3 separate regions of the Homo sapiens genome follow, and regions 1 and 2 are each linked to region 3. A link is a contact called in ENCODE Hi-C or POLR2A ChIA-PET data. All regions are on one chromosome and are shown on one strand. Each heading gives the region's core, a stretch centred on a gene start or an enhancer-like site at or near the end of the contact. The rest is flanking DNA. Distances are from core to core; before and after follow the strand shown. Region 1 holds the start of BAIAP3 (BAI1 associated protein 3). Region 2 holds the start of TPSG1 (tryptase gamma 1). Region 3 holds the start of CLCN7 (chloride voltage-gated channel 7).

Evidence for each region. Hi-C counts contacts between places; a loop is a spot of excess contacts on that map. ChIA-PET counts read pairs that join two places held with the same protein, here RNA polymerase II (POLR2A). Pooled maps may share reads with other maps.
Region 1: a pooled map shows a loop between it and region 3 (3-fold over the local background). The contact joins the promoter of BAIAP3 here to the promoter of CLCN7 in region 3. A Hi-C loop is called at or near these places in 1 of 168 maps with a recorded cell type or tissue (thyroid gland) and 6 of 50 pooled maps. POLR2A ChIA-PET finds 5 or more read pairs at or near these places in 1 of 52 experiments (WTC11).
Region 2: POLR2A ChIA-PET joins it to region 3 with 14 read pairs in H1. The contact joins the promoter of TPSG1 here to the promoter of CLCN7 in region 3. POLR2A ChIA-PET finds 5 or more read pairs at or near these places in 2 of 52 experiments (H1 and HCT116).

The regions. Positions count from the first base shown.
Region 1 is chr16:1,332,343-1,335,042 of GRCh38, forward strand. BAIAP3 (BAI1 associated protein 3) reads left to right here and starts at 1,303. Exons shown (of 34, transcript NM_001199097.2): 1 at 1,303-1,407. RefSeq lists silencers at 257-457, 1,193-1,352.
Region 2 is chr16:1,223,818-1,226,517 of GRCh38, forward strand. It overlaps TPSG1 (tryptase gamma 1), which reads right to left and starts at 1,451. Exons shown (of 6, transcript NM_012467.4): 1 at 1,390-1,451; 2 at 785-811. The coding sequence starts at 1,435. LOC124903621 reads left to right here and starts at 1,434. Exons shown (of 2, transcript XM_047434997.1): 1 at 1,434-1,744; 2 at 2,637-2,700. The coding sequence starts at 1,434. RefSeq lists a silencer at 303-489.
Region 3 is chr16:1,473,630-1,476,329 of GRCh38, forward strand. CLCN7 (chloride voltage-gated channel 7) reads right to left here and starts at 1,399. Exons shown (of 25, transcript NM_001287.6): 1 at 1,205-1,399. The coding sequence starts at 1,345. RefSeq lists silencers at 1,142-1,351, 1,472-1,821 and an enhancer at 1,359-1,902.

The DNA of each region.
Region 1 (2,700 bases), core at 53-2,552, 140 kb before region 3:
CTGTGTTCTGGAAGCCTGTCTGGCCTTGGGCTGCCCAGGTGCCCTTCGGGTGAAAACTCCAAAGTCTGACCACCCCCCACCCCTTGTCCCCAAAGGGCTGCGAGTGTCCAGCTGTATTCGACCAAGGGCAGGTGCGACCGGGGGGCCGCTGCGCCCTCGGCAAGTCTGAGAGCCTCAGGCCCCCGACAGGACCATGCTTAGCACGGACTTCTCAAAGTGTGGTCCCTGGACTGGCGGCAGCAGACTGGAGCTGGGAAGTGCAGGCGCTGGCTGGCGTGGGGACCACACCTGTGATCTCAGCGCCTTAGGAGGCCGGGGAAGGGGGATCCCTTGAGCCTGGGAGTTTGAGACCAGCCTGGGCAACATAGGGAGACCCCCATCTCCACAAAAGAAACCAAAAAACATTAGCCGGCGGGTGGTCCCAGCTACTGGGGAGGCTGAAGCGGGAGGACCACTTGAGCCGGAGAGTTCGAGGTTGCAGCGAGTGGAGATGGTGCCACTGCGCTCCAACCTGGTTGAGAGCTATTTTTGAGAGCTTTTTCGAGACTCTGTCTGAAAAAAAAAGGGAAAAAACGCAGATCGCGCCCCCACCCAGACTTCGGGACCAGCGGGTTGGGGACAGGACCCATCAATGCCTTAACAAACCCTGCAGGAGACCGCGGGCCCGCTGGGGTTCCAGGACAGCGCAGCGGAGGAAGAGCGGGGAGCCACCCGGGAGGGGCTGGCGGGGTCCAGTGCAGACCCCAGGGGCTCCGGGGGCTCTGGCCGGCTGTGACCCCACAAGCGCCAACTGGGCCCTCACCAGAGCCCCAGGGACGATCGCCCCACAGACCGTCCGCGTGGGCGTGGGGCGTCCCGAGTGGATCCCTGCAGGACGCATCCCCGCCCCGAGAAGAGAGCGGCGGGGCCCGCGAGGTGTCCCTGAGTCAGGCCCTTCCAGAAAGGTCTGCACCGCTGCTGGTCTTCGTGACCGTGGCTTCCCTGGGGTCCGCGGAGGAGACCCCGCCGACCACCCCCTTCTAGACCCCACGCGCCACGGGGAGGGCGCGCGCGGCCAGGCGGGGTCCCGAGGCAGCCAAGCCCGCTCCCCGTCCCGCAGCCACCTGTGGGTTGACTCACAGCCCCGCATCCCGGGGGAGGGGGCTCCGGCCCGGCTCAAGGCACGGAGACCCCGGCCGGGTCCCCTAAGGCGCCGTGGACGCGGGGGGCGGGGCGAGCGCGGTCAGGCCCCGCCCCGGTCAGGCCCGGCCCCGCCCCCAGTCAGACCCCGCCCCCGCAGCGGCGTCCGCCCAGCAGTTGCTCAGTCGTCGGCGCGCGCGGCTGGGAGCGGTAGCTGTGCCTCGGCGTCCCCGAGCTGGTGCCGAGCGCAGCGCCCCAGGAGCCCCCCCATCCCCGCGCCGGCCCACGGTAAGTGCCGCGGGCTGCGGCCAGTGCTGTTGGGCCGCCGTCTGGGCTCGGCCCCGCGCCCCAACCCGGACGGACCGACGGCCGCCGCCCCCTTGGTCCGGGTCCCCCAGGAGGCACGGGGGTGGCCTCCGAGGCGGGGGGCGGTGGGAAGGTCTCGACGTCCCCTCGGCCCTGGGGAAACTGAGGCCGCGCATGCTTGGAGGGGCGGGGTCTCGGGGGCATTTCCCCTCCGAACGCGCAGGAGAGGGTGCGGCGGTGGGGTCCGCACTGCGGAGCGGACGGGGAGGGTATCCGGGCGCTGGCGACGGCCTCCCCCGCACTTGAGCCGCCAAGCGAGGCTTCGACCCCCGCGCCTCCCTCCCCGGGGGAGCAGACGGGCCCGGGGCCTCCCAGCACCCCTCCCGGGCGGGCTGCACCCCCCAGCGTCCTCGTCCCTTCCCTCCTCCCGCAGGTCCTCGTAAGGCCCTTTAGTCCCCCCGAAATCCCTGCGAGTGCAAAGCGGCCCCTCCTTCAGCCCCACTCGGCAAAGGGCTGTGGGCTCTTGCCTGGGCCGGGGTCTCCGGGGGAGGAGTTTAAAGTGACACACTAGACCCGCCCCCAGACTCACCCCGGACCGCCCGCCCCCTCCGAGGGGAGAGACCCCCATAGAACTGGGGGTGTGGCTCCTGCGGGCGCCCGGGGCCCCGGGAAAGGGGGTGCCGCGAGGCGGGGCAGGGAGGGGGTCGGTGAGCAGAGGGAGGAGGGAGCGCTGCGCAGACACGGGCGAGGGGAGGAAGAAGGCGCCTCGGGCTCCGGTCTCCTGCGCTCCTGCTGGGCGCCAGCGGCTGGACCTTGGCAGCCGTCTGAGGCTTCGGGGAGCCCAAGGCCACCGGCAGCGCTTGTTAGAATGCAGATTCCCGGGGTTCGACTGGAATGAGACCCCGGGGAGCAGCGTTTGCAGCGGGCCCGCCAGGTGACCTGCACCTGGGCACCGCCATCGGCTTCGCAGGGGCCATCTGGAGGAGTCGGTGAGACCAGGGAGAGATTCCTGCGGGAAACCCCCAGGGCCTGGTGAAGGGGAGTCGGGGGGCTGAGGGAGGAAGAGCAGGGAAGCTGGAGAGAAGACCAAGAGGGCAGCGTGGAGAGCCAGCCTGTGGGGCAGATGTCCTGCCACCTCCCGCCCCAGGCACACACCCAGGGCACCATCAGCTAACCCCCTGCCCCAAATGTGGTAAGAAGGGCGCCCCCAACACGTTGAAGGCGTTTGTTCCTAGACAGCCTGCACTGGGGAGGAAGGCTGACCCAGCCTCTGCT
Region 2 (2,700 bases), core at 201-2,700, 250 kb before region 3:
GCTCCACAAACTAACCAGGGCTCCCGGAGGCGGTGGAAAGGCTGCAGAGGGCCCCTAGGCGGCTAGAAAGGGGCTCAGAACGGTGGAGCCCCCGAGAAGGCCCGGGGTGCTGGGGGTGGCTGCCTAGTGGGCCCCGGTTTTCCTTCAGGGGTGGTGGAGATATTCGAAGCTGGATAAAATTCGGGGGGCGGGGGGCAGACAGCACTGTCCAAGGTGCTCGGGGCCTCTGAATTGGACGCTTGATAATGTAACTTTATCTTCTGTAAACTTCACCTCAGTAAGTTAAGAAGAAATTAAGAGGAAGTCAGCTGGAGACCCACTGGCCACACCTGGGTCTGCCTGAGCTGGATAATTGTGCTGGTGATGGAGTGTGGCCACTGGGCTGAATGGAAGGGAAGCTGGGATGTAGACAGACAGAGATGTTTATAGATAGGCAGCGGGTGTGGGGTGGGGCACCGGCTCTCCCACACGGCAAAGCCCCCAGCTGGTTCCAGGGCCACGGTGGGGACGCTGTGGGGAGAAAGTTCGAGGAGGGCCAGGTTGTTTCATGGCCTCAGAGCATCTCCCAAGGTACAGACTGACTACAGTGGTGGTGGGGGAGACAGCCCTGCAGCACACCCCGACCAGCCCCACTCAACCGAGAGATGCGAGCAGAAACCACGGCGACAAACTATGACCTCCCCGGGCCCCCATTGGGACCCCAGGGAAGGAGAGGGTCACCGAGGCCCTCCTGCCAGGCCTTGCCTGCACCCTCCCCCACACCCCACACCTGTCAGAGACGTACCTGGCTGCAAAGTCCTGAGGGACACACCTGTGGGAAAGACGAAGGGCCCAGGATGGAGGGGGCTGCCAAGGAGAGGGGTGTGCGGGCTCCAGAGGCCCCTGCCAGGCCTCAGGGCGGCACTGGGGTGGGGCCTGGTCCTGAGCAGAGGGGCCCGGCCTGGTGAGGCTGGGTCAACTGCTGTCTCACTGGCCCAGGGCTGGGTGGGACAAGCCACAGGCCATAAACGGCAGCTGGAGGCCGGGAGCTTGGCCTCAGGCCTGGGCCTCCTCCCCGCCCTCCAGGTCCTGCTCAGGAAAGAAATCACCAGTGTTCTAGGGCCTGGGACTCCTGGCACCCCCAACTCCCACCCGCACCCCCAACTACCACCCGCCCTGCCAACTCCTGCACCCCCAACTCCCACCCGCACATCCCTCCTGCCTCTCCCCAGCACGGACAGCTGGGCCTCCAGCCAGGGGTGCAGTCTCTTCAGAGGAGACACGGGGCCCCACAGGGTGGGGACTCAGCATGTTTCTCCGTCTCAGACCAGCCCCCAGTTTCACCCCCATCAGGGGTCCAGGCAGGAAGCAGATGCCCCCCCATCCCCACACCCAGGCCAGGTCACCCACCGGGCACAGCCAGGAGCAGCAGGAGGCCACAGGCCCCAAGGGCCATGGTGTCTGCCCACTGTAGGGAGAAGGAGGGCCAGCCTGACCCTTGGACCTGCTGGGCGTGGGGGATAGGGGTGGCCACACACCTGCTGTCAGGCAGGGCGGGAGGACGGAGGAGGAGGCCGGAGCTCCACAGACGGCCCCACCTGTTCCTTCTGCACCTCAGAGAAGGGTCGTCACCTCCATTTATCCCTGTGTGGACGCCACAGCCCTGGCACCAAGTGGCCGGCTCCGTCAAGGGAAAGCGGGGAAGGACAGAAGGCAAAAGTACTTCTCACCTTGTCTCTGCTCCGGGGCCAGGGCTGAGGGAGGGGTGAGTGTTCCTCTGAGTGCCGCCCCCTCCAAAAATTACTCCCTGGTTCCCTCGGGGCACGCCACCCCCTCTCCTTCATCCTCTGGGAGCCCAGTCCTGGGGGTTCTTCAGGAGGGTCCCAACTCAAGGCCCAGCAGCCCTTTGGAGACAGCTCAGGCCCTCGTGACAACCACTCTTTGAGAAGTCCCTGTCCCCACGTCCGGCAGCAGGTCCTGTGCTCGTGCGGCAGATCAGATGGGCACCACTTCACGGCCCAGCCTGGGTTGGCCCTTCCTAACCGTCCTGGCTGCCCCAGCCTGATGACTCAGCTGATTAGGGGCCCTGGGCAGCGCCCGGGACTTTCCTGCCGCCCTCCCCAGATCCAAATCACAGGCCAGGCTGGAGGGTCCAGCTGAGACCTTCTAGGTCAGGGATCCCCTCTTTGATGTGGGGAAACTCAGCCACGGGTTGGGGGGAGTTGCCTGACCACCCACCAGGATGTGGCCTCCCAGGCACAGACGTGGCCGCCTGCACGCCAGCACGTGGGGTAGCCAAGGCTCAGAACTGGAGGTTCAGTGTTTTTCCTGGTGACCAATAAGGACAACACCAGCATGCGGGGCCAGCAGTGCACCCACGGCCGGGCACCCTCCTCCCTCACGGCAGCCGCACACCTGGAGGGGGCGCCTCAGGGGAGGCAGGACAGTCCCACCCCACACAAGGGAGCGGGGTCTGAGCCACGAGTCCCCGGCCCAGGGTGCCCCTAACAGGGCGATGTCACCCAGTGGGGAGGGAGCCTGAGGGGCAGGGTCTTCATGGAACCAGGTCCTCTAGTCCTGACCTCTAGGGCTGTCCCCAGGTCCCCACAGGTGGGGACTTCAGGGCCCTCACCTGTCCCAACTCAATTCACCTGCAGCACTGGGGACCCCGTCTTTCTGCCTGTGCCCCAGCACGCCACTCCCCGCAGAGTGCTCCACACG
Region 3 (2,700 bases), core at 149-2,648:
CCCAAAGTGCTGGGATTACAGATGTGAGCCACCGTGCCCTGCCGTCCTTCCTAATCTTTAAGCACAAGACAAGTGTTTAAAGGACTAGACAAGAGAAAATGTAAAGAATAACTGCAAAGCAGATTAAGACCCATCAACAAAACGGTCCATTAACTCAAAAGTAACACAATACGGCCAGGCGCAGTGGCTCACGCCTGTAATCCCAGCACTTTGGGAGGCTGAGGTGCGGGGGATCACGTGAGGTCGGGAGTTCGAGGCCAGCCTGACCAACACGGAGGAACCCCGTCTCTACTAAAAATACAAAATTAGCCGGGCGCGGTGGCGCACGCCTGTAATTCCAGCTACTCAGGAGGCTGAGGCAGGAGAGTCACTTAAACTCGGGAGGTGGGGGTTGCAGTGAGCCGAGATCGCGCCATTGCACTCCAGCCTGGGCAACTACAGTGAAACTCCGTCTCAAAAAAAAAAAAATATTAAGACAATACACAGACAGGGAAACAAATGTACCCGCAACGGTTCTCCAGACCTTAACACTGCTCAGACGCACGCTGCAGGGTGACATGCGGAACGCATTCCAACCTCTGACTTGCTGCTTATTGTGTTTGCCTGCACATTGCAAATTCAACTCGGTGCGAAGGGAGACTGAGTACAAATACTCGTCACTCCCAAGATCACCTGAAAGTCGGGACTGATCCCCACACAGAAAGATGGCAGATAAAGGCGCTCAGTCATTCTCACTGAAAGACAGTGACCCGGCTGCAATCTTAACTGTTTCCATCTCCCAGGGGGTCAAAAACGCAAACAAAATTAGTTGCTCGTGTAGGATGACAATTTTTAAAAGTCACCTGAACAGAAAGCCACTTGCACCCCTTTAGGGCCAGTCTGGGGGACACCGGAGGGAATGAACGTGCGCCACGGCTGCCCCGGCGCCCCTCAGCGCCCCACATTCCGCGGGGTCTGGCGAGCTCCGCCTCGCCCACGCAGCCCTCCCGGCCACCGAGCCCGGCGCGGCCTCCGAAGACTCCAGACCCCAGGCGCCCCCGCCAGCCCGGCCCCGCCGAGGAGCCCCGGGGCGCGTTCCCGAGTCCACCGCGCCTCGGTCGCCTCCAGGACCGAGACACGCGGCGCCGCCAGAAGGCTCACGAGGGCGCGGGCTGCGGGGCGCACGAGGGCTCAGTTTCCCCGCCTGCGCCCTGCCCGGCCTCACCTGGCGCGCAGCCCCAGGCCCAGCCCCGTTCAGCAGCGGCGTCCCCCCGCCGGGCCGCGCCGTCCTCCGCAGCAGCGGCGCCGCCTCCTCGTCGTCCCGGTCCCGGCCGGACCAGGACACCTTCTTAGAGACGTTGGCCATGGCCCGCCGCGGAGCGACACCGGCCGGGAAGCGCCGGCTGCCCCCGTGTTTGTTCTCGTGACCCGCGCCGGCGGCCACGTGACGCGCGACGGGGCCACGTGATGAGCGACGGCGACCATGTGACCTGCAACGGCAACCACCGAGGCCCGGTCGCGCGGGGGCTCCTGGGAGCCGCGCTCCCGGCGGGTCGTGGCGCCGCCCGCCCTAGAGAATCGCCGCGGCCCTGAGGACCCCGTTCTGCCCACGCGACTGCAAAGGCGGCCCCGTTGGGCTGAGCGCCGAGTGCTTGGGAGGCGAATGGCCGCCCCCGGGACCTCGGGCCCGGGAGTCGGGGCGAGGGAAGCGCCCGGGGCCTGAGGGCAGGAGCCGGCTGGAGGGGCTCCCCCAGGCCCGGTCGCCCGCGCCGATCGTGACGGAGCCGCGGTGGGGAAGGGAGGAGGGAGGCAGGGGCGAGGGCAGGCCTTTCCTTGCCATAGGCGGCGGCTAAAGACGTGAAGGATGAAATTAGAAGTCCCGAAGCATGCATCCGCCCTCGCAGTAGGCACTCGGGCGAGGGTCGGAGTGGAGGCTTCCTCCAGGCAGCCCCAGAGGGTCCTCCCGCCTAATGAGAAAAGAACAGAAGGCGAGTCCTCTTCAACGATCAGGCCCCAGAGACAGTACAGGAGGGTCGCCTCTGGAAACTGCCGGCTACTACGCAGATAGCTGTGAATTAGCCAAATAGCCGCCCGGACCCTGTACCCGCACCAGGGCACAGCCCATCACTAATCAATGGTATTTCCATAAACCAAAGAGAATTCTTGACAGCTTTACATCAGCCCCCACCCTGTCCCCACCTTCTGGGTCATTTATTTATTTATTTTGAGACAGGGTCTCCTTCTGTCGCCCAGGCTGGAGTGCGGTGGTGCGGTCACAGCTCAGTGCAGCCTTGACCTCCTGGACTCAAGCCATCCTCCCGCCTCAGCCTCTGGAGTAACAGGGACCACAGGCCTGCACCACCACACCCGGCTAATTTTTGCTGTGGAGCTCACAGTGTGTTGCCCAGGCTGTTCTCAAACTTCTGACCTCAAGTGATCCTTCCACGTTAGCCTCTAGAGTAAACTCTTTATATTTTGTGCCTCATCCTCTTCCTTTTAAAAGGTCGATATTTTTATTATTGAGACGGAGTCTCACTCTGTCGCCCAGGTTGGAGTGCAGTGGCCCAATCTCGGCTCACTGCCTCCCGGGTTCATGCCTCAGCCTCCCGAGTAGCCGGGACTACAGGCGCCCGTCACCATGGCCGGCTAATTTTTTGTATTTTTAGTACAGATGGGGTTTCACTGTGTTAGCCAGGATGGTCTCGATCTCCTGACCTCGTG